Linked DNA regions of Homo sapiens: all the other regions are linked to region 1. Evidence: chromatin loops called from intact Hi-C (ENCODE). Cell type or tissue: heart left ventricle. All regions are shown on one strand. Each heading gives the region's core, and the rest is flanking DNA. Links, peaks and the distances in the headings are about the cores only. Region 1 overlaps UGGT1 (UDP-glucose glycoprotein glucosyltransferase 1). Region 2 holds the start of LINC01856 (long intergenic non-protein coding RNA 1856). Region 3 has its middle 27 kb from the start of LINC02572.

The links. Hi-C counts contacts between places; a loop is a spot of excess contacts. Peaks named below come from ENCODE experiments on the same cell type or tissue, not always from the same donor. Only the 100,000 strongest peaks of a DNase experiment are listed, where the experiment ranks them.
Region 2: a loop joins it to region 1, with 11 times the contacts of the local background. A loop is called at or near these places in 5 of 110 quality-filtered maps.
Region 3: a loop joins it to region 1, with 4 times the contacts of the local background. A loop is called at or near these places in 8 of 110 quality-filtered maps.

What each region holds. Positions count from the first base shown.
Region 1 is chr2:128,174,346-128,180,859 of GRCh38, forward strand. It overlaps UGGT1 (UDP-glucose glycoprotein glucosyltransferase 1), which reads left to right. Exons shown (of 41, transcript NM_020120.4): 31 at 428-513; 32 at 2,469-2,553; 33 at 3,487-3,575; 34 at 4,123-4,224; 35 at 5,441-5,525. Among named protein-coding and RNA genes, the nearest start is that of UGGT1, 86 kb to the left of the region's middle. RefSeq lists an enhancer at 4,890-5,184. In heart left ventricle, for the core only: a CTCF peak has its summit at 5,023 (motif pointing right); a DNase peak (open chromatin) is centred at 5,026; H3K27ac peaks cover 803 bases.
Region 2 is chr2:129,918,719-129,929,225 of GRCh38, forward strand. LINC01856 (long intergenic non-protein coding RNA 1856) reads left to right here and starts at 4,459. Exons shown (of 4, transcript NR_110285.1): 1 at 4,459-4,563. It also overlaps the pseudogene PLAC9P1. RefSeq lists enhancers at 3,766-4,581, 4,582-5,395. In heart left ventricle, for the core only: a CTCF peak has its summit at 5,298 (motif pointing left); no DNase peak of the experiment used is centred there; H3K27me3 peaks cover 1,441 bases.
Region 3 is chr2:129,845,000-129,855,506 of GRCh38, forward strand. No RefSeq gene overlaps it. Among named protein-coding and RNA genes, the nearest start is that of LINC02572, 27 kb to the right of the region's middle. In heart left ventricle, for the core only: a CTCF peak has its summit at 4,758 (motif pointing left); no DNase peak of the experiment used is centred there.

The DNA.
Region 1 (6,514 bases), core at 4,011-6,510:
TGGAGTGCAGTGGTGTGATCTCAGCTCACTGCAACCTCCGCCTCCCAGGTTCAAGCAATTCTCCTGCCCCAGCCTCCTGAGTAGCTGGGATTACGGGCACCCACCACCATGCCCGGCTAATTTTTGTCCTTTTTTAGTAGAGATGGGGTTTCACCATGTTAGCCAGGCTGGTCTCGAACTCCTCACCTCAGTTGATCCACCTGCCGTGGTCTCCCGAAGTGCTGGGATTACAGGCGTGAGCCACCGCACCTGGTCTGTGCTAGAGTTTTTAATGTGTAGTTTTGGTTTTTTAAGAGTTGCATTGATTTGTTTACTGTGTTATTCACATTATAGTTGATTGATATTTCAGAAATAGAAGTAACTGTTCCTCAGAAATAACATTTTGGTGTTTTGAAGAGAGCTAACTGGACTTTTCTTCTTGTCCTAGGGCTACTTTCAGCTGAAAGCCAACCCAGGAGCTTGGATCCTCAGACTTAGGAAGGGACGCTCTGAAGATATTTATAGAATTTACAGGTAGGAGTAAGTGATGCAGTTACATTATCCCAGAACTTTTAGAAATGAGCATTAGCTCTAATTGAATACTACCCTGGCAGTTAGCCAGGCAACATGAATTTAATTTGCAGTTGTATGTGATGAAACAGTGGTTTTTCCAGGAAATTAAATATGGAAGAATTGTTAGAATAGAATTAGATAATAAGAGGTATAGATGCTAATGAGTATAGTCAGGCTTTATTCTTTAATTATTCCTTTGTGCTAACAATATCCCAGAATCAAATCATTCTATCAGTGTGATGCGGCTCATAGATAGGCAGATGAGAAACTTGAAGAAAGGAGAAAAGAAAGAAAGAACAGCCACACTTTTCTGCCCAGAGAGTGTATGTGTTGACCCTGAGTGATTTGCAAATGCACAGTACATGGAAGCTTTGGTCTTGAAGCTGTGCTGTTAGTGCTGGTATTCCTTGGTCTGTGGTGGCATAGTAAGAACATTCCCTCTATAGCCAGCTTTTACCTTAAGGTTTACTGCACATATTTATTAGTTTAAAAATAATTATGTTGCCTTTAAAAAAGTTTGATATAAATTCTGCTTAACACAATTTAAATTAGTTTTAAACTGTGTGAAGAGGCTTCCCGTCAGGTTGTGTAGGGGATGATTTCCATTAGGGCACATTTGAAGCACTCTGTAGTATGTCCTTGCCTTAATTAGCTCCGTAGCGACACACATGAAACAGTGGATTAGTGCCTGGTTCTTACCCAGGAAATAGAAGAATTCTGTATTATAATAACACCATTGTAAACAGTAGAAGGTTTTTTCCCACATAACATTTTCCTCAGATAAGGTTTTACAAAATTTGGGATGCACTTCCGAACTCCTTCCCTTTTGGATGCCCTGGCCCTTGCCAGCCCTCCCCTTCCCAGGAGCATGGTGCCCCCTCTTCCTAGCTGTTCAGGGCCCCACCCCCATTAGAATCTTCCTTTGCCTGAGAACCCTACTCTCTGCTAGATGACAGCAAATGCAGTGAATTCATGTTGTAATTATGACTTTCTGCACCTTGAAATTTGGTGACTGGAAATTTTAGGCATTGCTGTTGATTAGTAGGGAAACATACATTTAATTTTTCTTCCTCTGCTCCTGTCTGCCTGCAAATAGAATTTGTTACAGTTTTTCTGGTAGCGTATAGACACCAGGTTGAGTACAGGGCCTATTGTTGACTGATTGTTGCCTCCGGCAGAAAGAGCGAGCAGATTTCCTTTACAACACTATTCCAGTTAAAGAGTAGTGGCCGGGAGTGATGGGTGATGGCTCACGCCTGTAATCCCAACACTTTGGGAGGCCGAGGAGGGTGGATCACTTAAGGTCAGGAGTTTGAGACCAGCCTAGCCACTATGGTGAAACCCTGTCTCTACTAAAATACAAAAATTAGCCAGGCGTGGTGGTGGGTGCCTGTAAACTCAGCTACCTGAAGGCTGAAGCAGGAGAATCACTTGAACCCCGGAGGTGGAGGTTGCATTGAGCCGAGATTGCTCTACTGCACTCCAGGGCAACAGAGCAAAACTCTGTCTCAAAAAAAAAAAAAAAAAAAAAAAAGAGCGGAGGCAGTGTGGTTCCAATAATGGTTCAGGGGGCCTGTTCCCTGCATTCCTTTATCGAAGGCTCTGTGCTTGGCTCAGAGCTTGTGAACACAGGCGGTTGTTTAGTACTCACCATGTGGTTACCACACATGGGTGCCTCTCACTACGTGATGGGTAATTTGCAAGAGGACTCACAAAGGAGGTTTGGGCATGCACCTTATATAAAGAGAGGTTTCAACACGTGCTTCTGTGCAGCTCGAAGGAGCTTAAGGAGCAAGAAGATAGCTGGATCTGGAAAACTCCTTTATGAGAAGGATGATGGACTCAGATGCTCTGAGAGCATTTGCTGCCTTTTGAGAATTGTGCCTTGTAATATTGATCTTTCTTTTCTCGCAAAGCCACGATGGCACTGATTCTCCCCCTGATGCTGATGAGGTGGTTATCGTCCTCAACAACTTCAAAAGCAAAATTATTAAAGTGAAGGTGAGTTTGGTAAAAGTAGTGGCATTCTGTTATTGGACAGCTGTCATTTAAAAATATGTATCTTGGAACCAGCCCAAGAGTCTCTTTGGAATTTGCTATGGCAATTATAGGGATACTGCTTTAAGGCAAAATGTCTTTGTAACTGTGAGTTTGTGGCTTCCCTCAACTGAAAGATTGTACCTTTTGGGTAATCTCGGTGTGCAGAACATGTCCCATCTTATATAAAATATTCTCATAGATGCTATGTTGTTTATATAGCCACAATTCATAGTGTTGTTGATGATTCTTTTCTCAATATTGGGGGAACTGGCAATGGAAATTTTCAACAATAATAAAATGATAGTCCTATTTAATTTCTTTTGACTTGTACTTTCCGTTCTCTGAATGTTGAAGCTCTTAGTGCCTTAAATTCAAGTACAGTATATTCTTGAAGAAAGAATCATTACACACAGTGAAACCTAAAATAGGCCATCCATTGTTGAGAAGAAAAATGGTCACTGTACTGCCAAGAAGAAACCCCTGTTTGTGCTAGTGAATCCTGAAAACTGGTCATAACATGAAATACCTCCCTCCCAACAGCTAGAGCCCCCAGCAGCCACACTCTTCCCTGGAACTAGCTGTTGACTCATTGAATCGTGCTTCTGGTTTCACTGCACAGTTGAGTTTGCGGCTCTTTGCCTATGTTGCAAGCTGAAAATGGGGTTCATCTAATTAAAAGAGGTTGCTGTCTCCTCACATAAGGTTATGATGTGAATGTCCTGGCGAAGATACTTCTATTGAATCCTTCTAGACTCTGGGTGGGGTTGTGCCTGTTTGTGAGAGAATTGATTGATAATTCCCTATTGATGACAGGCTCACAGTGTATATCCAGTGAGAGGCAGTTTTATGCCTGTGAGACATACTGGGAGTAAGGTTTATCACATTTGATTGCAGGTTCAGAAGAAGGCAGATATGGTGAACGAAGACTTGCTGAGTGATGGAACGAGTGAGAATGAATCTGGATTTTGGGATTCCTTCAAATGGTAAGTTGACATTGTAAGAGTTATGTTTTTAAGGAAAAACTGAGATATAAGCACCATCCATCCCTCCTTTTTGCATCTTGTGATTCTGTCTGGGCCTTTCACATTCTACTTTGTGCAGCTACATCTCACACTTATATTTGGCATAGATGAGTATTTTCCACTCGATTGATCCAAAAGAGGTTCATGTCTCCTAGTGGGGAAGTTACTTCTGCTCCATACTTTGTGACTCTCATTGCCTGTACCTGCTCTTTGGAAATTTGACTGCTCCCTGCTCAGTTTACTTCCCGTTGTGTAAGTTGCATTCTGGTGCAGCCTGTGTTCAGTCTCTTCCTAAAACAACACTGTCGGAGAGTGAACATTCTTTTTGTAGGTTGGTTTTGTCAGTCTTGTGGTCTCTCCAGGGTGTGAGGGAAGCTTCATAACCACTCCTGCTGCAGCTCACCCGCTAGGGAAGGATGGGAAGCGCAGTCTCTTTCCTCTTACTTTCAAAGGCCGTGTGTCTGTATGAGTGTTTCAAGTGGTCTTTTTTTTACCCTTATTGTTATAGGGGCTTTACAGGACAGAAGACTGAGGAAGTGAAGCAAGATAAAGATGACATAATTAATATTTTCTCCGTTGCATCTGGTCATCTCTACGAAAGATTTCTTCGGTCAGTCTTGTTGATTATTTCATTATATATGATGAATGAATTGGTCAGTGTTCTTATTTAGAGAGGAAAGGTTTTGTGGGATTCTGCTCATTATACTCCTGTGTCTTTGAAGCACTCTGAGCATTGTGACTGGCTTGCCATTTATCATTGGATTTGTTTTGATCCCGCCGTCTCTGTGAAGTTGAACTATGTAGTGAGTGCTTCTGGATATTACAAGGCTGCAGCCCTTTAACGTCACTGTACACATTCATAGACTGTACTGTTTACTGCCTGCCAAACATTGCTTAACCCAGAGATTAGGAGGTTGACATAGAGAATAGAATCAGAACAGAACCATGGAATACTTCACTGCCTTGTAAAGATTCACAGGATTTTAGAGCCAGGAGAGAGCTTAGTTCTTACATGTGAACACTTCTGTTTTATAAACAGGCTGAGGCCCCGAGTGTGAAGGGACTTGTCTAAGGTCACACAGCTACAGCCAGAAGAGGCCACGGGCTAGGGCTGCCTGATGTAGTGGTCACCAGAGGCACTGTCAGGAAGGCCTGAGAGTCACTTTTCTCATTGCCAGGGCTCTGTTCACTCTTAATTTTTCACTACAGATCTAGTATAGAAAATCAAAATGTCATTTGTCTCATTTTTAGCCCTCTTATTTCCAAGAAATAATATCCTACCTAAAATAGTGACAATAATAACAACCGAATTTGGTTAAATTCCTCCATTCAAAAATGTGGTTTTGTTTTCTGAGTAAGGAGGCCGGAGCTGGTAGCCTTCCTCTCTAAAGCAGGGCCTCTGTGTAGGCTGCAGGAGGCGCTGTGGTTACACATTCTTCCCTTAGCACCAGATGCTGATGTCATGTGACAGGAGTTTTGGGGAGTGATGTCAGTTACCCCGATTTCCAGGGTTCATCTGGACCATAACTAATATATCAGTTCATGAAGCAGTTTATTTAGAGGTGTAACAGAATTAAAACATTTGCCTCTGTCAGTTAAGTGTAGTTTTATAGGTGAGGAATGCCCCTTCTCTTTAGTGATAACTTCATAAGTTGGAGTAAGTACAATTTTTCATTTTCCATCACTGAGCGTCTCCCTCGGCCTAATTGAGCCATTAGTTAGCTCTGCCGTAAAGAGCATTTAGGTGTCTCGTGATTGACTCTACATAATGTTGAGGTTAAATAACATTGGAAAGCTGTTATTAATTACCTGCTTTTGTTTGGCAGCATAATGATGCTATCCGTGCTGAAGAATACCAAGACTCCTGTGAAATTCTGGTTCTTGAAGAATTACTTGTCCCCCACATTTAAGGTTTGTTTCACAGAGAAAGGGAAAACATTCTTATTAAGGAGATATTTACTGTATATTTTTCATGACTTTTGTTTTATCTGTATACTTTAGCAAATTTTCCATTTACTAAGATACCCTAATTTGGTTGCATATTTTTATTTTGATTATTCTTCCAGATTGGTCTATTTGAAGGAAACAGTTAAATTGTGTTTAAAAACTTGGATGATATGGTAGGAGAGTCTTTTGTTGTTGTTATTATTAGCAGTGTCTTACTGAGATAACGTTTCCTTCCTCTGAAGCCTGCATGCTTGCTTTAATTTAGAAAGCACAGCGATGGTTTACATTGAAGAGAATGATTGGTGTTAGCATGAACCACTCCTAGATGATGTATGGAAGTAGTGCTTCCTCTGTGCAAAACAAAACACGTACTTGGAATGTTTTCTGCATTACTTATATCAGTCAGTATTTGTCATCTAAGTTGATTTATTTGCATCCTTTTTTTTTCTTGTAGAATTTACTAAGTGACTTTTAATATATTCAATAACCATTCTCCTTGATAAGCACTTTACTGCTGGCGCCTAAAGGTGCTTATACTTAGAATCTGAAAGACTTATTCAAAAAGGACAACACATTTGTCCAGAGTTCTGGCTTTGCAGTGTTATTCCCTGGGTTAGATCTGGCCTCGAGGAAGGCTTGTCATCAAGCTCAGTAAATGCCTTACTGAAATCAAGTTTAGACAAATGGACTTAAAGTTCATGTGCTGTAAAAACACACACAGAGGGATATACATCTAAAATCCTTCTCTTGAACATTCTGTCATTTCATGTGGTGACCAGAAGTCATAAAGAAATGGGGATTTGACAAAGGTTTATATCTGTTCTTCTATGTAGTCATGAGTGGGTCACGGCCGGTCTTTGTAAGACCACTGTTTTGGTAAATGTGTTTTATTTGTCCCGTATCATGGTGGTTGGCTTACATTATGAAAGCAGTTTTCTTAATCAGAAGAAATG
Region 2 (10,507 bases), core at 3,960-6,459, 1.7 Mb after region 1:
AAATTTCCACAAAGAGACAGAGCCATAAAAAAGAACCAAACAGAAATTCTGGAGCTGAAGAATACATTAACTAAACTGAAAATTCAAGAGAATGTTTCAACATCAGACTTGATCACAGACGAATAAAGAGAAAAAGAATGAAAAAGTTAAGAAAGCCTAAGGAAATTAAGGGACACCTTCAAGTGAACTAATGTATACATTACAGAAGTCCCAGAAGTGGAGAGAGAGAGACCCAGAAGTGGAGAGAGAGAAATGGGCAGAAAACTTGTTTAAAGAAATAATGGCTGACAGCCAGGCACAGTGGCTCATGCCTGTAATCCCAGCACTTTGGGAGGCCAAGGCCGGTGGATCACTTAAGGTCAATAATTCAAGACCAGCCTGGCCAACATGGTGAAACTCCATCTGTACTAAAAATACAAAAATTAGCTGGGCATGGTGGCAGGCTCCTGGAATCCCAGCTACTCGGGAGGCTGAGGTAAGAAAATGGCTTGAATGTGGGAGGCGGAGGCTGCAATAAGCCAAGATCACACCACTGCACTCTAGCCTGGGCAACAGAGTGAGACTCCATCAAAAAAAAAAGAAAAGAGAGATGAAAGAAAAGAAAGAAAGAAAGAAAGAAAGAAAGAGAGAGAGAGAGAGAGAGAAAGAAAAAAAGAAAGAAAGAAAGAAAGAAAGAAAGAAAGAAAGAAAGAAAGAAAGGAAGGAAGGAAAGAAAGAAAGAGAGAGAAAGAAAGGAAAGAAAGAGAAAGGTTGAAAACTCCTCAAAAGAGAAATGGACCTCCAGATTCATGAATCCCAAAGGATCCGAAATAGGAAGAACCCAAAGAAATCTGAGATAAATTTATAATCAAATTTTCAAAATTCAAAGACAAAGAGAATTTTGAAAGCAGTAAGGAAAAAGCAACTCATCATATACAAGGGAACCTTTAGGAGACCATCAGTGGGTCTCTCAGCAGAAACCTAGCAGGTCAGAAAGAAGTAAGGTAATATATTTAAAACATTGAAAGAAAAATGGTGCCCACTGAAAATATTATATCCAGAAAACTTATCTTTCAAAAATGAACAGGAGATACTCACTGGCAAACAAAAGCTGAAGGAATCCATCACCACTAGATCTGCCTTACAAGAAATGCTTAAAGAATCTCTTCAAGTTGAAAAAAAAAGAATGCTAAACAGCAACATAAAGCAAATAAATGCATAAAACTCACTGGAAAAAGCAAATACATAGACAAATACAGAATGTTGTAATACTATAAAGGTGGTATAAAAATCACACTTAATTTCAGTACAAAAATTAGACAAAACTATTAGGAATAACTATAACTACAAAAAGTGTGAGTAGAGACAATATAAATGTATAAATTTCGACATCAAAAACAAAGTATGGGGTGGGGAGAAGTAAACATACAGGGTTTTTAATGCAAGCAAAATTGAGTTGTTATCAGCTTAAAATAGACTGTTATAACTATGTTTTATACAAGCCTCATGATAATCATAAAAGAAATACCTATCGAAGATACACAATAGAAAAGAGAAAGGAATCAAAACATATCACTACAAAAAAACCAATGAAACACAAAGGCAACAACAGAGAAAAAAAGAAACAAAAGAACCACACAGACTAAAAAATGTTTAACAAAATGTCAATAGTAAGTCCTTCCCTAGGATAATTATTTTAAATATAAGTGCAGTAAATATAAGTGCATACAAATACTAAATAAAACAGGGTGGGGATGGACATACTTATAGCAGACAAAATACACTCTAAGCCTAAAACTATCACAAGAGACAAAGAAAGACATTTTAAAATGATAAAAGGATAAATTCATCAGGAAGATATAACAATCATAAATATACGCACCCAACATCAGCACATTTAAATATGTAAAGCAAACATTGACAGAAATGAAAAGAAAAATAAACATAAATACAATGATGGTAGAAAAACTTTAATATTCCCCTGTCAATAATGGATAGAAGACATCCAGACAGAAAATCAATAAGTAAACAGTGCACCTGAACAAAGCTATAGACTTAGAGAACCTAACAAACATTTACAGAATATTCCACTCAACAGCTGCAGAGTACATGTTCTTCTCAAGCACACATGGAACATTCTCCAATATTCATAATAGCCAAAAAGTCCAAACGACCCAAATGTCCATCAATTGACGAATAAATGAATAAAATGTGGGCCAGGTGTGGTGGCTCACGCCTGTAATTCCAGCACTTTGGGAGGACGAGGCAGGTGGATCAAGAAGCCAGGAGTTCGAGATCAGCCTGACCAACATGGTGAAACCCTGTCTCTACCAAAAATACAACATTTAGCCAGGCGTGGTGGTGCGCACCTATAATTCTAGCTACTCGGGAGGCTGAGGCAGGATAATCGCCTGAACCCAGGAGGCAGAGGTTGCAATGAGCCAAGATCATGCCACTGCACTCCAGCATGGGTGACAGAGTGAGATTCTGTCTAAAAAAAAAAATAGAATGTGGTATATTCATACTATGAAACATTATTCATCCATAAGAAGGAATGAAGTACTGATACATGCTAGAATACAGATGGCCCTTGAAAACATTATGCTCTGAGGAAAAAGCCAGATACAGCTAGGCTACATATTGTATGATTCTATTTACTGTGGTACCTCCTTACCTTCAGGAGATAGATTTCAACACCACTAGTGGATGCCTGAAACTACAATAGTATCTACTTCTATGATACTATGTTTTTTCCTATGCATGCATACCTATGAAGTTTAATTTATAAATTAGTCACCATAAGAGATTAGTAACAATAGCTAAGAATAAAATAGAAAAACTAGAACAATATGCCAGCTTCTGTGAAGGGAGAGTTACGTGAAAAACAACCACGTATGCCAGCAACACTGCTCTTGAACTTTGGGTCTTGATTAAGTGAATGAAGTGTTGCTGGAACACAAGCACTGTGATACTGTGGCCGTTAACCTGGTAACGGAGAAGGCTCCTAAGTGACTAACAGGCTGGAAGTGTAGACAGCGTGGACCATGCTGGACAAAGGGAGCGTTCATGTCCCGGGTGGGACAAAGTGGGATGGCGAGGGATTTCATCACGCCACTTAGAATGATGTGCAATTGAAAACTCATATATTGTTTATTTCTGGAGTTTAATCTTTTAGGACTGTGGTTGACTTCAGGTAACTGAAACCATGGAAGGTGAAACCACAGATAAAGCAGGACTACTGTATTTAAAATGTCCAGAGGAGGCAAGTTCATGGAGACAGAGATCAGTGGTTTCCAGGGGGGGTGGGGGGCAGCAGGAATGGGATGTGACTGCTTGATAGATACAGAGTTTCTTTCTAGAGTGAGAACAATGTTCTGGAACTGGCGGTGATGACTGCACAACTTCTGAATGTACTGGACGCCACTGCATTTGTACAATTTATTTATTTTATTATCATTATTTTTTTGAGACAAGGTCTCACTCTGTCACCCAGGCTGGAGTGCAGTGGCACAATCATGGCTCACCGCAGCCTTGGTCTCCAGGGCTCAGGTGATCCTCCTACCCCAGCCTCCTGAGTAGCTGGGATTACAGGCATGCACCACCATGCCACCATGCCAGGCTAATTTTTGTATTTTTTGTAGGGATGGGGTTTCACCATGTTGTCCAGGCTGGTCTCAAACTCCTGGGCTCAAGTGATCCTCCTACCTTGGCCTCCCAAAATGCTAGGATTATAGGCGTAAGCCACTGCCCCCAGCCTTACACAATTTAAAATGGTTAGAATGATGAATTTTACATTGAATTCCACTTCATAGGAAATTTTTTTTAAAACAACAACAAACCTCTTTAATGGACACATAAATTCCCTGGGGGTCTGATTGCAATGCAGATTTGGATTAAGGAGTCCGGGTGGGTCCTGAGACCGTGCTCCCCTTGCTTCTCACCTATGGCCACATTTTGAGACGCAAGGCCACTCGAAGGGCCCCCACCTCTGTGAATCAACCCCTGCTCCATCTGCCCCTATAAATAAGGGAATGCTAAAGCACAGATGGCGGGAGTGGGCGTGTCCCCAGGTCTGAGCCTGGAGGGGGTGGCCGGCCTCCCCCAGGCATGGAAGTGGAGGGAGAGGGGGCTGTAAACGGGTTACTCTGTCAGCAGACACAGAGGAGACCAAAAACAGTAGCTTTTATTTCACACGAAGCTGAGGAAGGAAGGCGAGAGGACAGCGCTGGCTATCAGAGGGTGCTGCCTGGCAGGTGCACCACCTCCAGCTGCTGGGCTCCAGCTCCGGGGCTCAGAAGCCATCTGAAAGAAAGCAGCGGCCTCCACTGAGCAAGCTGGGGTGCTGCAGGGTACCCGCCCCCGTGGTGCTCAGCAGTGCCTTCCCTCCCCTCCCCAGCCCCCGGGAACTCCTCCTGCGCCAGGGACACAGGGATCAAGGAGAGAACAGAGTGCAACCCCATCCCTGCCTGATCAGTGGGGGTGCCCGTCTTCCCTGCGACGGTTTTGGGGTGGAACAGGAGTGGCTCCTCAGGGGGAAATGAAAGGAACTGAGGAGCTCCAGTCGTGAGAAGGCCAATGAAGCAGGTAGCTTCTCTGCGCCGGGGTTGTGCTGAGATGTCATCTAGGGCCGGCTCTTCCAGAACCTCATTTGACGCTGGGAGGCAGCGACCGGGTGTGGGGGCGGGGTGGTAGGGGAGGGGAGCAGGGATGATGCGGTCCCGATTCCGTCCCCAGGGGGCGCTGGGACCCTCCCTGCTATCCAGGCTACACCTGTGCGGCGTAGCAGCCGTCCCCGTCTCGCCTGCACAGCGCCAGATGACAGCAGCCCAGAGGCTGTCCTCTGCCACCTGCACTGCTCACCTTTTCCGAGGAGGTCGGGGACGGGGCTGAAGGGTCCCCCGGGCAGGTTCCAGGCCAGGTCCTCTAGCAGGCCCAGCAGGCCTTTCACCTGTGTCCCCAGGTGATCCACGGTCTTCTCTACCATCTAGAGTGAGAAGGTGGGTAACGTCCAGGACAGGAGTGGTGCCACGTTCTGCTTCATTAGCCAGGTCCTAAGAAGCAGCTGGCGGTCCAGTGGGGTGCAGTGGAAAAGGACTGGGAGCTGCGGGACCTGGGTTTTCCTCACTCAGGCTCTGCGCCTACCTGCCTCAATCTCCCCAGATGACAATATCCTATGGGGCTCGCTCTCTAAGGCTCCTTCCTTTTTGGCACTCAGTCACAGGTTTGGATAAAGCGCGTGTAGATTACCTTCTCCCTTTTGGACTTTGCAGCCTGGAGCTCACATTCTTTTTGTTATTCTGCTCCCTGGTGGTGTCTCTGCCAAATGACAGGTCTGGGATTTTGAAATTTACTCAGGGTTCTTAATGGTTTTTCCCTGTGTATGCCATGGACCCCATTGGCAGTGTGGTGAAGCCTACAGACCTCTTCTCAGAATAATGCCTTAAATGCAAAAAATAAAACATATAGAATTACCAAGAGCACCAATTGCTTTAAAATATTATTCAAGTATTAGGCCAGGCGTGATGGCTCACACCTATAATCCCAACACTTTGGGAGGCCGAGGTGGACGGATCACCAGAGGTCAGGAGTTCGAGATCAGCCTGGCCAATGTGGGAAAACTGTCTCTACTAAAAATACAAAAAGAAAACGGGCACGGTGATGCATATCTGTAGTCCCAGCTACTCGGGAGGCCAAAGCAAGAGAATCGCTTGAACCGGGAGATGGAGGTTGCAGTGAGCCGAGATCATGCCGTTGCACTCCAGCCTGGGCGACAGAGAGAGACTCTGCCAAAAAAAAAAAAAAAAAAAAAAAAATTCAAATATTTAAAATTAAACTTTTTGGCCCAGCACGATGGCTCACGTCTGTAATCCCAGCACTTTAGGAGGCCGAAATGGGCAAATCCCTTGAGATCAGGAGTTTGAGACAAGCCTGGCCATATGGTGAAACCCCATCTCTACCAAAAATACAAAAAATTAGCGGGGCATGGTGGTGCATGCCTGTAGTCCCAGCTACTCAGGAGGTTGAGGCATGAGAATCACTGGAACCTGGGAGGTGGAGATGGCAGTGAGCCGAGATTGTACCATGCACTTTAGCCTGGGTGACAGAGCAAGACTCCATCAAAAACAAAATTTAAAAATTTGGATATATGTATTGGCCGGGCACAGTGGCTCATACCTGTAATCCCAGCACTTTGGGAGGCTGAGGTGTGTGGATGGCTTGAGCTTAGGAGTTCGAGACCAGCCTGGGCAATATAGCAAAACCTTGCCTCTACAAAAAAATACAAAAATTAGCCAGGCATGGTGGCACATGTGCCTGTAGTCCCAGCTACTTGGGAGGCTGAGGTGGAAGGATTGCTTGAGCCTGGGAGGTGGAAGTTGCAGTGAACCGAGACTGCACCACTGCACTCCAGCCTTGTCGGCAGACAGAGACCCTGCCTCAAAAAAAAAAAAATGTATTTATTAACTCACTAACTCACATGATCTAACATCAGGCCTAACAACAACTGAAATTTTGACATAATGAATGATATAAATGTTCTTCTATTCATAACTAGAAGAAGATGAAATTATCTGGATTTCTATTGGTGACAAAGTTATAGTACTATTAACACCACGGCTTGCTGTCTGTAATTTATGATGAATGGGAATGCTCAATTTCAGTTAAAGGCTTGTGACAATAAAGATGTAAACTTTTCCCCACACAAGTTAGGAATCGTGGCTATATAACAAAACAGTGACTGGATTTCCACCTTCCCATCCAGTAATGATGCTGAAATGTCCTGGTGGGGGTAAGTAAGGCCTTAGGGGAGGCAGGGTCCATTGGGGGCTCGCCAGCCTGGCAGCCTAGATGGGAGGGTGATGTTGGACAAGGTGGCCCCAGGGCAGGATTGGCCTGATGTCCTGACATTCCAAAGCAAGCTTGCATCTGCCCATAAAAACATCATCCTAGAAGGTGGTCCTGAAACCACATGTCCTTCCAAAGCACCCTGTTACCTCCTCTATGACATCTAGATGGCATTGCATAGCCATGTGTCTGTCACATGCTGTGCTCTGAGCTGAGTCTCCTCAGGGAGCGATGAAGGGTTCTGCAGCTGTGGGAAAACAAGTCTTGTCACTGTGGGACCCTTAGTTTTCCACAATGCCAGAGACTTCTGTAAATACTGGGCTCAAGTGAGGTCAGTCCTCAAAGCAAACTCAAGAGCAAGAAGAGGATGGCCCAGGTGGGGGTCAGTGTGCGACTGTCAGTTATCTCAATCCCACCAATCTCTACAGTGGCAGTCACCTACAGACCCAGATGGACTTCCTCAAGGAGGTGAAGCCCAGGGAGGAAGGGAAGGCGGGCTTCAGCCAGGAAGAATGGCACCTGCAATGATGGAGAGGCCTGAAAGAGCATGGCTCACTGTGCAAACCCTGCAGGGAGCCTGCAGTGGCTGGAGATACAGGGTGGGTGGGAGAGAGACTGGAGAGGGAAGTCCTGGAAATGAAGCCAAGGGGACAGAGCTTTAACCAAGAGGCTTTCATAAACCAGTTCTGATGTTTGTTTTTGTTGTTGTTGTTTTGTTTTGTTTTGTTTTTGATGGAGTCTAGCTCTGTTGCCCAGGCTGGAGTGTGATGGTGCAATCTCAGCTCACTCCAACCTCTGCCTCCCCGGTTCAAGCGATTCTCCTGCCTCAGCCTCCCGAGTAGCTGTAGGAATAGTGAGAAAGAAAATGAGAGGAGGTATTTCAGTAGCAGCATTGACACTGGGAACCCATTAGTAACAGCTGTCATGTGATGAGTGCTTACCATGCACCATGTAGGGTGATCACTTAACCTCTCCAACAGCCTGTTCTTATGCCCAATCTACATGTAGGAAAACTGATGCACAGAAGGGTGAAAGGATGTGTCCAGAGTCACTACTCATAAGCAGAGGATCTGCCATTCAACCCGCTCAACTCCTGATTGAGCACTGTTCTCCTTGAGTTAGCTCTTCCAGGCACCATCAACCTTCACAACAGAAGTCTGAGATCCCTGATTCCAAGCTCGGATTTCAGAGTTGGTAACCCTGAGATGCCTGTGGGGCATCAGGGTTGGCTGGAACCTTGGAGAACACTGACACTCAGGAAGGAGAGTGCTGCCCCAGCAGTCAAGAGAAGCCAAGAGCTTTACGGATTCTACAGGGGATGAAAAGTGTTGGCATAGCCGAAAGCAGCAGGGAGGTCTAGCAAAATAAGGACTGGAAACACAGCATGGGAAAGGCCCTGCTAAATTTCACCCCAGCACTTTTAGGAGTGGAGGAAAAGCAGAGTTTGGATTACCATGACATGAGAAGGGAAGGTGAGGTTGGGAGTGGAAACTTGGATTCTGGAAAATTTCATGAAGCTTGGCTGTGAAGGAAGGGAGATTGGATCGCAAGGTCTAGAGAAGTATTTATGGTTGTCATTTGTTTTTGTTTTTGTTTTAAACACTGGAAAACACAACCATGCTTACAGCCTGAGGGACAGGAGGAAGACAAGAGAACCCAAGGAATGCACTTCCTGAATTGATGGGAGGCCCTGGATCCAGAGCGGGTGGGAACACATCTGGAAGGAAGACAGAGGGAATGAAGCAAAAATGGGCAAAGGTAAACCATCTAACTAGAGGGCCAAAAAGTGGAGTGAGCTCCCACCTGATAGCCTCTATTTACTCGGTGCAGTAAGATGGAGATCACGTAGGGAGGAGAGCTAGATGTTAAAATTTCAAGAATTCTATGAGTAGGTTGCTAAAAACAGACATTAAAATAGTGACCATGGTGTCTGGAAATGGTAGCTCATGCCTGCAATCTTAGGACTTTGGGAGGCCGAGTGGGAGGATCACTTGAGGCCAGGACTTAGAGACCAGGCTGATCAACATAGTTAGACCCCTATCTCTAAAAAGAAAAATTTTTTAAGTAAAAAAAGAAAAAAAAATTGTGGCCATGATGAGAACATTTACATCACAGAAATCAACACCCCCCCCGTCCTTTTTTTTTTTTTTTTTTTTTTTTTTTGAGAGCCAGTCCATCAGTGTACCACTAGGTAAGGGACTTGAATAAAAAGAGGGCTTCAAAAGGGGATGTGCAGAATGAGGGATGCAGTGGAGGAGGACCATGAAGAATGAGCTGGCATCAACAAGGAATCCTGGAAGCACAAGTCCTCCCCCAGCAGTGCTCCACAGTCTGGGTGCAAAGACAGATGGCCGGATGGAGCTGAAACCTAGGAGTCTGCAGGATGGATGTGGTGGAAGCAAGGGGCCAAGGAACTGAGATTTGGCCAGCCAGGGGTTTAGGAGAGGAGCCCTGGAATCCAGCTGGGATAAGGAAAGAAATGAGGCCAAGAAGAGGGCCAATAAATTGGGAGAAATGGGGGCTGAAGAGACTGGAGGTCTTAGGAATCACAGGAGGAACAAGAGGTAAAGAATATTGCAATTTTAGCTTTTAGAGTTAGGGCAGCTTCAGATAGTGACAATATTAAGGCTGTGGCCATGGATGTGGGCATCCAAAGCTCAGCTGGGGGAGAGAGTTATGGAACGGATCTCTGTACATGCAGTGTCTGTAGCTGTAAGGCCTTGGTGTTGGATGGGTTGGCCAAGGGGTCATCTGCAGTTGTCTAGAAGTGGGGCAGGTCTTGAGATAGGATGGAGCTGGTGATGGATGTGTAACTCTGAGAGGCCGAGTGATTTGTCTAAGGTCACACCATCTGCAAATGCCTGGAACTCAGGCACCCTCACCTCCAGGCCTCATCTCAGCAAGATGGGGCCCCCTGCCCTGTGATTTTCTGATTTCAACTCTATCTAGCTCTCAGCTCTTCCACTCAGGGATGAGAACAAGACCAGGAACAAAACGTCCTTCCACTCTGAGCATCTTTTGTGGAGAACAATCTGTTTTTCAAATTCTCCTTTTCATTATTTCCCTCCACTGAACTTAGAAAAGATTCTGCAAAAGATCATGGTGTTATTGCTGAATCTGGGGAGGGAGGAGGACATTATAATGGTGCTTTGGTTATTTTTTTATGGTGAGTCCTTTAAAGACCTATACTGAAATATTTACAGATGAAATGCTATACTGTCTGGGATTTACTTCCAAATAATCCAGGCCTGGGTGGGGATGGGGGAGAGGCATGCGTGGATATTTAGAGCAAAGAGGATGGGCTGACAGTTGCTAATTGCTGAAGCTGGGTGATGAGCACACGGGGGTGCATTCAGCAATTCTCTCTACTTTTGTGTGCATGGTTTGAAATGTTCCATAACAAAAGCTGGCTGTCTGGCGGGGTTGTCAGCAGAAAGCAGCAGCCATGGTGGGCTGCAGGCATCCATGTAAAATATTCAGAGAGAGAGAGGCCACTGGGGGCTATGCTCCATCCTGGCCCCACATTCTGAGAAGGCCCTTGAGAGGCAGGAGCAGGTCTAGAGAAGGCTATGGGAAGGGACTCCTTTTTTTTTTTTTTACAGGGTCTCACTCTGTCACCCAGGCTGAAGTGCAGTGGCACGATCATGGCTCACTGCAACCTCTGCTTCCCAGGTTCAAGTAATTC
Region 3 (10,507 bases), core at 3,810-6,309, 1.7 Mb after region 1:
TCAGGTTTTTTTTTGCTTGTGGGATTATTTTTGTATGTTGTGCAGAGGGCAAGATGGTTTTCCCATATGGACACTAGCATCTTTGATAGAAGCCTCCATCCTTTCCCAATGCACTGCAGTGTTATCTGTGGGGAAATCAAGTGACTGTTACATACGGGGCTGTTTCTGGACTCTATTCTGTTCCACTGGTCTCATTGTCCATTCTTGAATGCTACCACATTGTTTCAAGAAATCAGATACCTGATAGTCACAAGAGTTTGTATGTGCACGTGTGTGTGTGTGTGTGTACGTCTGTGTGTGTGTGTGTGTTTGGGGTTTTATTTTGTGTGTTGGGCTTTCTGTTTGTTTTTTCAAGACTGTCTTAGGTCTCTGGACCCTTCATTTCCATACAAATTTTAAATCTCCCACTCTATGAATATGACATAGCTCTCAATTTATTTAGATCTTATTTAATTTCTCTCAATAATGTTTTAAAATTTTCTATGTAGAGTTTTGCAAATTTTTAAAAATTTCTTTGTAGGATTTTTATTATTTTGTCACTATTATAAATGGCATCTTTTTAAATTTCAATTTTTAATTGTTAATTGCTGGCATATAGAAATAAAATTAATTTTCATACAAGCCTTGTATTGCCTACATTGTTAATTTCACTTATTCATTCTAATTCTTTTAACTAGAGATTCTTTTGGATTTACTATATATACAATCATGTCATCTGCAAATAATGATAGTCTTATTTATTATATTCATATCTTAATTACTTTTATTGCTATTTTTTTCTTGCCTTATTGCACTGTCTAGAATGTCCAGAACACCACCCAGTAGAGGCAGTGACAGAGGCATTTCTTTCTTGTCATCAATCCCAGGAGGAAAGCTTTCAATATGCCACAATGAAGAATGATTTTGCCAGAGTTATCTTTAAAGGTATTTTTTACTATATTAAGGAACTTGCCACTTATTTCCAGTTTACTGAACGCTTTTGTCATGAATGAGTTATTGAAACTCTATCGAGTGATTTTTCTCCATCTCTTCTTCATTCTGATAATGTGGTGAATTGCACTAATTTCCTAAAGTTATACCAATTTTACAATCCTGGGTAAAAAATTAAAATGATATCGCTTCCTTTTCTGAAAATATTTTGTTTAGGACTTTTTACAACTACCTTCATAAGTGAAATTTACTTGTTGTATTAGTTTGTTTTCACATTGCTAATAAAGACATATCCAAGACTGGATAATTTATAAAGAAAAAGAGGTTTAATGGGCTCACAGTTCCACATGCCTGGGGAGGCCTCACAATCATGGTGGAAGGCAAAGGAGGAGCAAAGGCACACCTTATATGGTGGCAGGCAAGAGAGCGTGTGCAGGGGAACTGCCCTTTATAAAACCATCAGATCTCGTGAGACTTATTCACCATCAGGGAAATAGCAAGGGAAAAACCCATCCCTATAATTCAATTACCTCCTACCGGGTCCCTCCCACAACAGGTGGGGATTATGGGAGCTACAATTCAAGATGACGTTTGGGTGGGGGCACAGCCAAACCATATGACTTGTGATTTTTCTTTCTGTTACTATCCAGTATTTGTATGATGTTTATTCTAATCTCATGGTACTAATTAAGCATATTCTCACTTCTTCTATTTTCTAGAAGACTTTGTGTAATATCTGTCTTATTTCTTCTGAATAACAAATGTTCTGAAGAATTCACCAGAAAAGCCTCTTTGTGAGAAAGATTTTAAGAAAAATTTCACTGTTCATATTTTTGTGTCATTTTCAATGTCTTTCAGAAATTTATTTCATCTAAATTATAAAATTTACTGGCATAAAATTATTCATAATATTTATGAAAATTTTTTTTTGAGACAAGGTTTTGCTCTGTCACCCAGGATAGAATGCAGTGATGCAATCTCAGCTCACTGCAAACTCAACCTCCCAAGCTTAAGTGATCTTCCTACCTCAGCCTACCAAGTACCTGGGACTATAGGCACATGCCCCCACACCTGGCTAATTTTTGTATTTTTGATAGAGATGACGGGGTTGCACCATGTTGCCCAGGCTGGTCTCAAACTCCTGAGCCCAAGCAATCTGCCCACCTCAGCCTCCCAAAGTGCTGGGATCAGAGCATGAGCCACCATGCCCAGCTGTTTATGATCTTTTTGATGGCATTAAAACCTGTAGTTATGTTCCATTCCCAATACTAGCTATGATTCATATATGACTCCATTCCTGATATTGGCCAAACAAGTCACATGGCCATGCTTAGCTTCAAGGAGGCTAAGAAGTACAATTGCCCCATATGCCCAGAAGTAGGGAGAGTCAGCCTTCAGGGAACATAAATAATGTTTCTCATACTTTATTTCCAAGAGCACAAAGGTTATTAGAAGAAGACAGGACTCAAACTCGTGGCCATGCATGAAGCAGGGCACTGCCTCCCAGGGGAGTAAGCAGCTCCTCCAGTTGGACCTGACAACTGCCTTTCCATCCTGCTGAGGAACGCACACCCTGAGCGGGGCACCTGCAGTCCCATGGGCCCTGCCCCAGCCCTGGGCAGGCACAGACTGCTGGACCTAAGCACACAATGACTTTTAGAATAGACAGCTCTTGGAATAGGTTACAGCCTTCTTTATTGTGTTTGAAAAGTAACAATTTTCCCTGGCAAAGTTTTGCATTGAGCAAGTAGGTGTTAAACTTATTATAAGAAAATTACCCTTGGTAATGATCTGAACTTTTAAAAATCCATTTCCCATTTCTGAAATGAGAGCTCAATTTCTCCCCACATTTTATTTGTTTCATGGCACAGATTGGAAATAGTATCAATTTTCTGCCAGCATATTAAAACATGTTTTTATTAACTAGTAATTGCAGTGAGACTTGGAAATCAGGAACAAAATGCTTCTGGAGAATTGAAAATATATATTTCTGATTTCCTTAATAAAAATTATAACTCTACAGTTACTGTAGTTTCTTATGTTTGCCAATCCTGATATAGCAGCTCACAATGGGAATTTTCTCTATTTTTCTACCACATATGAATATTGAGAAGCTCAAGGTCGTACGTAGGTAACTCTGAAGACCACACATTAGCCTTACTATATTGTGCAGTCACTTTGGCAGAGTTTCATAAATAAAGCAGATAGCATAAGATGGTGCTGGCTTATGGAAACCTAATCAGAACATCTCAGTCTGGGAAACACAGTGGAGACGTGGAAAGTCAGATGCACCATATCCGAACACCAGCCTCACCCATATGTGCTGTGGAATCTCAATCTTGGTGGGCACTAGTTGCCATATCTGGATAGTGAGAAGACTGAAGACCAGCTTGCAAATTGCCATCAGGATTAATTGTGAAAAATATAAGTTGAATGCTTAGCAGCATTCCTGGAATGTGGGTGGCACTCCCATGGAGAAACTGAACAACACCTTGACCAGGTGATGAAAATTAACATCACCACTGAGAAACAGACAGGCACCATATGCCTCGAGATGGGCTGCCCTGAGGGGGACACAGCATCGCCTCTCTAGCATTCTGGCCTAGGATACATAACCCAAATCTAGCCATGAGGAAACATTAGGCACCATTCTATTTAAAAAGTTGGGGGGAGAGGGAAAGTGACTACATTCTTCAAAAATACCAAAGTTATAAGAGACAAGGAAAGGCTATGGCAATGTTCCAGATTAAAGGAGAGTAGAATGACAGAGCAGCAAATGCAATACCTGATCCTAGACGGGTTCTCTATAGGAGCAGGAGAAATGCTGTAAAGGACATTACTGGGACAATTGACAACACTGGAATATGGTTAACAGATTAGAAAAAAAGTTACTGAAGTTGTTATTTGCTTGTTCATTTGTTTGTCTGTTTGAGAGGGAGTCTCGCTCTGTCACCCAGGCTGGAGTATAATGGCTCGACCTCAGCTCACTGCAACCTCCACCTCCCGGGTTCAAGCGATTCTCCTGCTTCAGCCTCCCAAGTAGCTGGGATTACAGGCACACACCATCCCGCCTGGCTAATTTTTGTAGTTTTAGTAGAGACGAGGGTTTAACCATGCTGACCAGGCTGGTCTCGAACTCCTGACCTCAGGCGATCCACCCGCCTCGGCCTCCCAAAGTGCTGGGATTACAGGTGTGAGCCACTGTGCCCGGCCTGAAGTTGTTATTTGAACCAAAGAGTGTGTGAGAATGCTTTTTCTTAGGAAATACTTACCAACGTATTTAGTGATAACTAAATGGATATATAGATATAGATAGATATAGATATAGATATAGATATATAGCACAGAGACAGGGAAAGAGAAAACAAGATAAAGCAAATGAACAAAATGTTAATAAAAGGTGAATGTGGGAAAAGAGTATATGAATATTCCATGTTCTATTCTTATTCTTGCAACTTTCCTGTAAGTTTGAAAGTATTTTCAAATAAAAGGTTTTTAAGTGTCTCTAGTGACAATAAAGACACTTATGAAAGATAAGCATGTAAGGAACTTTCATAAAGTTGTTCCATGAAATATGAATGAAAATAAAGTGATATTTACAAATTAATGATTCTATATATTATTTCAAATATGTATATGTAACTAAATGAGTTAATTAAACATTATGAGTAGATATTGACTATCTCTTTCTCACCTTCAAAGTTTTTATATATAAGTTGGCCAAAACTACGTTTTTCTTTCTCTTTTTGATTCACTGAGAAAATGGAAGGTTCGCCATTATTCCGTTACCATATATTCAGCATGTATAAACCACATGTTACAGTGACATCTTCTGGTGGAGTATAATATTGCAGTCTAGTTCTATTACATCTTCAAATAAACTGTACTAAGGTGGTTCCACAGAAGCATGCAGGAAAGGAGCAAGAAGCAAGCATGGGGGCTCCAAGCTTCACCCTTACTTCAAGCAAAACAGTTCAGTTTTTAACGTGGCTTATGCAGGCCTGGAAGCTGCGACAGTAAGACTTGAGTAACTTATGGTCAAGTACAGGTGGATGAGTAAACCTACCAAGAGTGGGCAAAGGTGTTGAAAAGTGCATTTTTTATAAAAAGAGTCATATCATTACCTGCTCTTTCTGAAAAAAAAGTGTTGATCCTTCAAAAGCATTTGACAAATTAATGCTATGAATGAATGCTTAAACGGTGCATGAGTGAAGATCAGCTTCAGGGACTTCAGGAGCACCATTTATTTAGCACTAACCAAGATGCAAACTACAAATAAGTGAGGAGGACTTCACAAACTCTTTTTACACATCCTCAAAAGACTATTGGGCATCTTGATTGTGCCACACAAGATCTAGCAACAATATTAATTTGAATACATGTCTGGCAAGAAAGGAATAATGTTTTCATCAAGAGGCAACCAGGGATGATGTCACAGAAAATGATGGTATACATTGCTTAAAGAATTGATCCCTCCGTTGAAACAATCATAAGCTGTCAAAGACTGAAATAATCAACGTTTTTAAACACTGAGCTCTAATCTCAAATGTACAGCCACAAAGGGGTGGCTTAATAAAGAAAAGGGAAGCTAGCTTTGGTAAGAAAGCCTAGTGGCATTTTTGCTCATCCACCTTCCTTCCATTCCCTAGCACAGCAGCATCAGCCATGATGACAGAAGGCTGCATTCCCTGTGTGGCTTTCTGGTGCCAGGGGTTAATACAGAGTTTATTCTTAAAGTTTTATGGTACTGTGTATTCATCTGTCTGATGGTTCCCTGGAAGACTAAATTGACCTTTTTCTTGACCTTTTCTTTCCACCTGGTGTAGGGAACTGTGCTCAGGCAACTGGCAGACCAAAAGCCAAAAAGAAGGAGCCCAAAAAGGAAGGTTGTTGGAAGAATAAGAGCTCAGAAGGGCTACTGTGTATGCTGGCAAAGATAGAAGATAACACACAGGCCCAGAACAGGACACATATGAGAAAACATCTAAAAGGACCCCAGGCTTGTACCTCTGACAGATCTGTGGGCTCCAGGCAAGCAAGAGGCAAAAGCTAAGGCATAGTTGCAGGAAGCCTGGCTTAGCACTGAAGGAACTCCTGTCCCAGCTCAGAGCCAAGCTGCAAAAGTCAAAACACGAGTATCTTCTCTCTTTCTTGTTTTCTCGTTTCATTCATGTATTTATTTATTTCTCCCTTTCTTTTTTTCTTTCACTCCAGATACTTAAGGAAATCTCTGGAATGTCACTGTTGACCACTGAGATAATGAAACAGAGACTTCAGTGACCACAAATGACAAAGAATCCAGTCTTTGCAAAATTAGTTTGGAGAAATCACTAAAGAAATAGAGGACAACATTCATCAAGAAGAAAAAATAATAACAAACTCTAGGGAATGGAGATAATCTGATTTCCAGGGTAACCACATTGTAATATTCAAAATGCCCAATTTTCAGCAACAACAACAAAAATCACAAGATATACAAAGGAATAGGAAAGTGTGGCCCAATCCTAGAAAAAAATTATATAAACCATCCATGAGGAAACCTTAGTATTGGACTTACTGGACAAAATTTTTATATCAATCATCCTAAAATGTTTAAAGAACTAAAGAAAACCATGAACAACAAACTAAATAAAACCAGGAAAACAGTGCACATACAAAATGAGAAAATCAATAAACAGATATAAATTATAAAATAAACCAAACAGAAATTCTGGAACTGAAAAGTTAAATCACCGAAATGAAAAATTTGGCGAGGCATGGTGGCTCATGCCTATAATCCTAGCATTTTGGGAAGCCGAGGCAAGTGGATCACCTGAGGTCAGGAATTCAAGACCAACTTGGCCAATATGGTGAAACCCATCTCTACCAATAACACAAAAATTAGCTTGGTGTGGTGGTGCACACCTGTAATCCCAGCTACTCGGGAAGCCAAGGCAGGAGAATCACTTAAACCCAGGAGGCAGAGGTTGCAGTGAGCCAAAATCATGCCACCACACTCCTGCCTGGGTGACAGAGCAAGATTCCATCTCAAAAAAATAAAAAAATAAAAAGAAAAAGAAAAGAGAAAGAAAAATTCACCAGAGGGGTTAAACAGCAGATTTGAACACACCGAAAAATGAATCAGAGAAATCAATGATAGGATAATTGGAATTGTCTGATATAAAGAGTAGAAGAAAAAAAGAGAACAAGACACTATCAAGCAGGACAACATATGCAGTATGGAAGTCCCAGAAGGAAAACAGAAAGAAAGGGGCAGAAAGAACTGTTGATGAAATAATGAATGAAAACTGTCTAAGTTTAATGAAATATATTAAACTCCAAGTAGGATAAATTCAAAGAGATCCACACTTAGACACATTACAATCAAACAGTTCAAAGACAAAGATAAAGAGAAACTCTTGTAGTGGCAAGACAGAAGCAACTCATTATGTACAATAGATTCTCAATAAGATTAACTGTAATTTTCCCATCACAAACCATGGAGAACAGAAAGCAGTGAGACAATATTTTTAAACCACCAAAGAAAAGAAAAAAAAACTGTAAACCAAGATTAAATAACCAGAAAAACTAATCTTGAAAAATGAAGAAGTTAAAACATTCCCAACCATCAAAAGCTGAGTGAATTTGTTACTAGCATATCTACCCTACAGGAAATTCTAAAGGGAGTCCTTTACACTGAAATGGAAGGACACTAAACAGTAACACGAAGCGACATAAAGAAATAGAGAGGTTTCTAAACATCAAAGCCAGTATTACATTTTTTTAATTTGTAACTCCTTCTTTATTCCCTAAATAGTGTAAAAGATAAATGCATACCAAATTGAAATCCATGTAAATGGGCCCACAATGTATAAAGATGTAATTTGCAACACCAACAATTTAAGGTGGGGATGGAGCTGTATAGGAGCAGAGTTTTCATATGTTAGTAAGACTGAGTTGGTATCAGTTGAAACTAGATGGTTATAAATTTAGGATGTTCATTGTAATCCTCATTGTAATCATTAAGAAAATATGTTTTTAAAATACACAAAAGGAAATGAGACAGCAAAATGGTTCACTACCAAAAAAAAATTTAAAAAGAAGTTAGTAATAGAGGAAATGAGGAACAAAAAGTATAAGACATAGAGAAAACAGACAGAAAAATGGCAGAAATAAATCCCATTTTATCAGTTACTACTTTAAATGTAAGCAGTTTAAACTCTCCAATCAAATGGTGAATAGTAACAGAAAGGATTCTTTTAAACATAGTCTAACTGTATATTGTCTAAGATATTTTAGATTCAAATATTTAAAAAGTGAAAGTATAGAAAAGATACTCCATGCAAATAGTAACCAAAAGAGAGCTGGGGTAGCTATGTAAAGATCAGACAATACACACTTCAAGTCAAAAGCTATTACAAGGCCGGGTGTGGTGGCTCACACCTGTAATCCCAGCACTTTGGGAGGCCAAGGCAGGCGGATCACGAGGTCAGGAGATCAAGACCATCTGGCTAACATGGTGAAACCCCATCTCTACTAAAAAAATACAAAAAATTAGCCGGGCGTGGTGGCGGGTGCCTGTAGTCCCAGCTATTCAGGAGGCTGAGGCAGAAGAATGGCGTGAACCCGGGAGGTGGAGCTCGCAGTGAGCCGAGATGGCGCCACTGCACTTCAGCCTGGGCAACAGAGTAAGACTTCGTCTCAAAAAAAAAAAAAAAAAAAAAAAGCTGTTACAAGAGGCTGGACATGGTGGTTCACATATGTAATCCTAGCACTTTGGGAGACTGAGGCAGGAGGATCGCTTGAAGCCAGGAGTTCAAGAGCAGACTGAACAACAAAGCAAGACCCCACCTCTACCAAAAAAAGTTTTTTAATTAGCCAAGCATGGTGGCACACACCTATAGTCCTACCTACTTGGGAGGCGTAGTTGGAGGACTGCTTGAGCCCAGGAGTTGGAGGTCACGGTGAGCTATGATTGCACCACTGCACTCCTGCTTGAGCAACAGAGTGAGACTCTGTCTTAAAAAAAAAAAAGAAAAGCTGTTGCAAGAGACAAAAAGAACACTATGTAGTAATTAAAAGACCATCAGAAGATACAATTACAAACATATACACACTAAGCAACACAGTCCCAAATATGTGAAGCATACATTGACAAAATTAAAGGGAAAAGTAGTTCTATAGCTGGAGACTTCAATACCTCATTCTCAACAACGAATCGAACATATAGTCAAAAGATCAATAAGAAAATAGAGGGTTTGCACAACATCACACACCAACTAGACCTAAGAGACATATATAGAAAACTCCACCCCAAAAAGAGCAGAATACACATTTTTCTCAAGTGTGCATGGGACATTCTTTGGGGTAGACCATATATTAGACCACAAAACAAGTCTCAATAAATTTTAAAAATTAAAATTATGTAAAGTATCTTCTCTAACCACAATGGAATAAAGCTAGAAATCAACATCAGAAGGAAACTGAAAAATTTGCAAATATGTAAACATTACATTTAAATAACCAATGGGTCAAAGAAGAAATCACAAAAAAATTAGAAAATATCTTCCTACAAAGGAAAATAAAAACCCAACATATCTAAATTTATGAGATATAGCAAAAGCAGTAATCAGGGCAAAATTTATAGCTGTCAATGCCTACATTTAAAACAAGAGAAAAAATCTCACATTAATAACCTAACTTTACAACTTAAAAAAACTAGAAAAACAAGAGCAAACTAAATTTAAACCTAGCAGGAAGAAGGAAATAATGAAGATTAGAGTGGAGATTTATGAAATACAAAATAGAAAAATAACAGGAAGAATCACAAAACCAAAACATTGTTCTTTGAAAAGATCAACAAAATGACAAAGTTTTAGCTAGACTGACAAAGAAAAAAAGAGAAAGATGCAAAAACCTGAATCAGAAATGAAAGTGGAAACATTACTACAAACCTGACAGAAATTTAAAGGATTATAAGAAAATACTGTAAACAATTATACACCAACAAATTAGATAACCTAGGTGAAATGAAAAAAATTCCCAGAAACACACAAATTACCAAAACTATCTTAGCCTGCCAGGGCTGACATAACAAAGTACCACAGACTAGGTGGCATAAACAACAGAAACTTATTTTCTCACAGTTCTGTAGGCCAGAAGCCCAAGGTCAACGTGTCAGCAGGTTTAGCTTCTTCGGAGGCCCCTCTCCTTGGCTTCCAGACAGCTGACATTTCACTGTGTGCCCACATGGCCTTTTCCTTGTGTGCACACATCCCTGGTGTCTGTTCCTCTTCTTATTAAGGACACCAGTCATATTGGATTAGGGCACCACATTTTTGGCATTATTTAGTCTTAATTAGCTCTTTAAAGGCCCCATTTCCAAATACAGTTACATTGGGGTTCAGGGTCAATATATTAATTGGGAAAAGGACACAGTTTTGTCCATAGCACTGATTTAAGGAGAAATAGAAAATCTAAACAGATATATAACAAGAGATTAAATTAGTATCAAAAGTCTCCCAACAGAGAAAGGCCCAGGACCAGATGGATTCCCTGGTAAATTATACCAAATGTTTAAATAAAAATTAATGCAATT